2 separate regions of the Homo sapiens genome follow, and region 2 is linked to region 1. The links are chromatin loops, found by intact Hi-C in ENCODE. Cell type or tissue: ascending aorta. All regions are shown on one strand.

What was found. A loop is a pair of places that touch in the nucleus more often than their neighbours do. Peaks named below come from ENCODE experiments on the same cell type or tissue, not always from the same donor. Only the 100,000 strongest peaks of a DNase experiment are listed, where the experiment ranks them.
Region 2: it touches region 1 in a loop (1.8-fold over the local background); 1 of 110 quality-filtered maps calls a loop at or near these places.

What each region holds. Positions count from the first base shown.
Region 1 is chr7:132,351,251-132,353,750 of GRCh38, reverse strand. All of the region lies in intron 3 of PLXNA4 (plexin A4), which reads left to right. PLXNA4-AS1 (PLXNA4 antisense RNA 1) reads right to left here and starts at 1,417. Exons shown (of 2, transcript NR_199030.1): 1 at 1,370-1,417. RefSeq lists enhancers at 858-1,392, 1,393-1,928. In ascending aorta, no CTCF peak of the experiment used is centred here; DNase peaks (open chromatin) are centred at 633 and 1,380; H3K4me3 peaks cover 1,293 bases; H3K27ac peaks cover 1,914 bases.
Region 2 is chr7:132,471,287-132,473,786 of GRCh38, reverse strand. All of the region lies in intron 3 of PLXNA4 (plexin A4), which reads left to right. Among named protein-coding and RNA genes, the nearest start is that of PLXNA4, 100 kb to the left of the region's middle. In ascending aorta, no CTCF peak of the experiment used is centred here; a DNase peak (open chromatin) is centred at 1,126; H3K27ac peaks cover 1,952 bases.

The DNA of each region.
Region 1 (2,500 bases):
TCTCTGCCTCTCAACCATAGAACCAAGTCATTCATAGACTTATTGGGTCAAATAAGAACAGCAGAGGAAGCTAATGCAGGGATGAAATAAATCATGCTTGTGTTTTTTTGTTTTGTTTTGTAATAAGGTTTTCCTCGAGCTTCAGGAAAGTCAACATCCCAAATAAACAGAACTTGCCAAACAGATATTTCAAGGTGAGATAATATGTATTAGGAGGAGAAACTTCCTAGTGAATATAGGAAGAAATGCAGTTTGTAAATTTCAGCTTTCCAAGCAACTTTTCCAACATATATATATATATATGTTGCATAGAACCGAGTACACAAACCTGTGATTAAGTAATAATGGTAAGATTATAGCAATTGGCATTGCACTGATGCTAAGTTTATACCATAACAATTAGTCCTCAGATGTGATTTAATAAAGGAATAAGCACATATTTAAGAATGGATCTAAGAACAACTTAGAAAGTAATCACAAAAAGTGTTCTGGGATGGAGCCATAAAAACTGGGCCAATAAATCTCAGCCAGCCAACCAGACATTCTGTTATTTGATAAAACTAATAATGCAAAACTTATTGCAATAGCAGAAACGTCATAAAAATGTAGTAAAAATAAACAAGCACATGGCTCTGGCAGAAGAGCTAAAAACAAGCGTGGAAATTGAAGACATCAAAGTATAGCCAAGAAACATCTTGGCAAGTGGGAGCAGGCGACGTTCACATATATTAGTGGAAAATGTTAAGGAATTTGGGATTTTTTTTTCATGTTTGAGCAATATTTTGGGAAGTGATATTTCATACATACTTGTCTCTGTACCAAGATATTTCCCCTCCCAAGATTATTTTGCAACGTACTTGACTGGTGAGGTCTGTTACTTTTATGATGCCTTTTGGTAGAAAGATCTGAAATTTGTACAGCAAAGGGGAGAAGGCACTAAACGTTATTAAGCCTCCTACTCACCACTTTAGCTGTATTATCTCAATTAATTCTCAAAGCAATCCCGAGTGGAAGGAAAGCGTGTTCCTATTTTACGTAGGAGGATGCTGCAGCTTTGAGAAGTTGGTCACAAGTGTCTGGAAACTGCCACCAGCCCGGAGAGTGTTCGCTTCCCCATAGTGTGTGAACTTTTTCCCATATCCCTCCTGTATTCAGGTTCTACCACGTGCCCCTGAGGGTCTTTCAAGGATTGACCAGGCAGGGGATGGGAGGAGATTCAAAGGTCAAGGTAAACTCTGCTTCCAACCCCAAGTCCCCCTTTTCATCACTGTCCCATGAAAAACTCCTGCACCTCCCACTGCCAATCTCGCCCACGGCAGCTTGGAAGCAGGAGGGGGAGGCTGGCCTCCCTCCCTGGGGCTCTACTCACAGTCTGAAGTCTGCTGCCCAGCCTCGGCAGGCACGCACAGCTCTGCACCTCCTACAGCCACCGAGTACCGGAAGCTGGCCAGTCAGGGATGGGCACACGTAGGCGAGAGGGGGGCCTGCTTCGGCCTCTGGGCACTTATCAGAGGAGGAGGAGGAGGAAAAAAGCTGTGTTTTGGATCTGAAAGGGTTACAGGGTCTGCCCAGCCCCTGGGATGGCAGCCAGCAGGGGAAGTGGGGAAGCTGTGAGGAGAATAGCAAGTTTCTCCTTGCAGGGACCCTATTCCAGCTGAATGCAGCCTCCTCGCCCTTAAATCCAATTAAAGGCCGATATTATGTCAGTGGAAATGTATGCCAATCCTAATATAGTCTAATAAGCCTTAAAATAGCACTCTGTAAGTGGAAAGCCCTGTGGTTTAATTTGATTCGCAGCCTAATAACAGGCTTAATAAGAGGGAATTGGCCCCCTTTTATTTTCCAACTGGTCTCTGCATGCTCTTTTCTTCTTTTCTTTCTTTGTCTCCTTTATCTCTTTCTCTGGAACTCTGTGGAATGACCAAGAGAGGCAGGAGTGAGCAGGAGGTGGGCGCATCTTCCCCCACATTGCTTCCAGCTCAGAGGCCTGGTACCTGCTACCTAAGTGTGGTTCTGGGATGTGGCAGGGACTCTAGGTCCTTGGCTGGGTCCTACATGTGACTTGACTCATGGTGCACATGGACAAGGTGCTTCCTGTTGGCTTTGTTGCCTTCCATTGTAATGGAGAAGGTGGATGGGAAGTACCTCAAAGCAGGTATCTTGGGCATGCACCTTTGGATGAGAAAGGACTCATCGCTTTCTTCCTGGGCCTTGGGTCTCCCCTCCCAGGAAGCTGGAGCCAACGGCCATTCTCACACACCCTCTGCTAGAGATGACGGGGTGGCCAGCCATGGGCAAGTCTTATCAACACAATCTGGAAACTGAATCCGCTTTATGGAACTTTGAATCAATTCTTTATAAGGACAAAGGATTCTCAAACATTTAAAAAGCAGAGTTTTTGAATTTAAAGTACTCTTAAAAAACAGCTTTAATGAGATATATTCACATTTGGTATAATTCACCTATTTAAAGAGTACAAGTCAATGGCTTTTGCAATTCA
Region 2 (2,500 bases), 120 kb before region 1:
CCCAGTATGGAATTTATTAGCTTCCTAGCCCTTGTTCTCAGGGAGCTGATCTTCTCTAATATGACTGAAACTGACACAGGAGTGGCCCTGGTGTGCTTGAATATAAACCTGGCCTTTTTAACGTGACAATATTTATTTGCCATCACTATCCATCCCCATTAGCAGTGTGATACGAACCACTCTTTTTGGAGGGTCTTGCCTTCTGTAAGTACCTATGTTTATTTGACATTTAGAAATGTATTTATTTCTTTGTGAGAGGTGTCAAGTCTGCTTTTCTTAGTTATTTTCATACCTTCCTTCTTCACAAAGGTTCATGGGATGCTGTCCATTAGCTACAGAAGCAGGAGACAGGGGTCCCCATCCCAGCAAAGGACCTGCCGCCACTGCCCTCCTGGGACTGCTTTTGGGAAACACTGGGGGAGCCGCTGAGGCCTCTTTGCTCCAGGAACAGGAGGGAGAATCTGACCACCAGACACACTAAGAAACTGCAGGGAAACTGACCAGCAAAAGTGTCCGGCTAAGGAAGCCAGAAAAACCAACTTCAGAGCCATGCAGAGGTAGCTTGAGCCAGTGGCAAGATTTGGGGTTTGCACCTGGTGACAAGTTCTCATCTTTTTCTGCCACTGACTCACTGCAAGAGACAAGGGATCCTTGCCCCCCTTTGCAGGGATTTGGTCTTATTTTCAGTAAATAAGAGGGAATGTGCCCCCACTCTCTCTACCTTCTGCCTGCTGCTGCATTTGTAAATACTCTGCCACGTAACATCCTGATGTGGGCCTGACAGGAGAAGCTGTAACTCCACAATGATAATGTTTAGTACTGTTTGTCACTCATCTCAAACGAAGTGTGTCCGTATCTGTGGACCTGTCCTGGAACTTCAGCTCACTGTGCTTGGGGTTGTGGGGACTCTGAGGAGAGCAGGCTAGTAATGCCCCAGACCCCCCAGCCTGTTCCCCGCTGGCCACGCCCTCACCATCACCTGTACCTGCTCCTTGTGGTCTTGGTGCTCCCTTTTAGTGAGCTGAGAGAGGGGCCCTGTGCCTTTCACCTACATTATGGGACTAGCAGTGACGTCCACTTCCCAGCTTTTCCAGTGATGTTTCCCTGAGCCCTGGGGCTGTTCTGCAAGATGAGATCATCGGTGCTAAATTTGTCTCTGCTGACAGCCTGGAATTGGGTTCCATAGCCCCAGCAGGCTTGGGAGGCGGTCGGCTGGGGGTGTGTCCCGTGCACTGCCCTGGCTCCTGCCATTGCCCCTGCTGCTGTCTGTTGAGAGAGGCTTCCTTCTTCCTCTGAAATTCTTACCTCTCTCTTTTCAGCTCCCAGTTTCCTTGTTCTAAAGATTTGCATTTGTGCCCAAGGAGGGAATTAAAAATATGATAATCATAAGGGAAGCCATGGTAGATATGAAGAATCCAGCAAAATATAGATAATTGATGCTCTTGTGCAACTGACCAGAGCAAGTTAAGAAACAAGCCAAATCCAATAAGGAAAATATTTCTGAGCGAGAAAAGATCTGGATTTTCTTGCCAAAAGACCTTGCTAGGCCCCAAGAAAAATAAATGAAGATATGGGGAAAAAAGTATCAGGGCAAAATTTTTTTATTTTCATGATCAAAAAGCAAGTATGCAGATTGAATCGGAAAGAAAGGTCAGGGTGGGCTCAGATTCCTCAGACTTCTGAGGCTTGTAGACGATAATGGAGCGTGGTTACAAGCAAACTTTACAGAGTGTTTTCTGCAGAGTACAAGTTCCGAGAAATACTCCATCAGAAAAGTGTTTTGGCTTTTGTTTGTTTGATCAAACAAGTTTATGAGGTGCTGCAGGTGTGTCCCTTTTTGGGCAGTTCAATAAAGCACACTCGATGTATTTTTAAATTCTGAGAAAACAAACAAGCCAGAAAGCATACCTGGTTCCAGTAAGAAAGGCCGTGGCCCTGCTTGTTTGTTCTTGCGTGTACTGTTGTTTGGTATGGAAAGCGAGGTGGCTGGTGTTTTACAAGTCCATATGTGGGGAAGTGGGTGAAGGGGGAACCAGAGTTTGAAAGAGCGCCCCTCCTCCTCCTCCCACTCCAAGGCATCTGTGGTCTATCCTTCTGACAAGTGATGTTTGGAACTCAAACGGTCCCAGGGATTAGAAACAAGATCTAGAAGGCCCTTTAAGGAACCAGGGCCATTTGAAACTGGAGAGAGGAGAGAACAGGCTGCTGCTGCTGTCCTGGCAAGGAGACTGATGAGGAGCAGGGCCAAGGTGATCGCTGGGAGTAACAGGTGAGGTGCCCCCATGGGAGGACTCAGCCAGCAGCACTTTCAGAGAAGTTGGGCCATGAAGGGATGAAGGAAGAGGGGCACCTCACCAGGAACGGGCAGTGTATTCCATTCCTAATGCTGTTGTCACAAATGACCACAAATTTACCAACTTCACACAACACACACAACGGTCTATTTGTATTACACCGTTCTTGCATTGCTATAAAGAAATACCTGAGGCTGGATACTTTA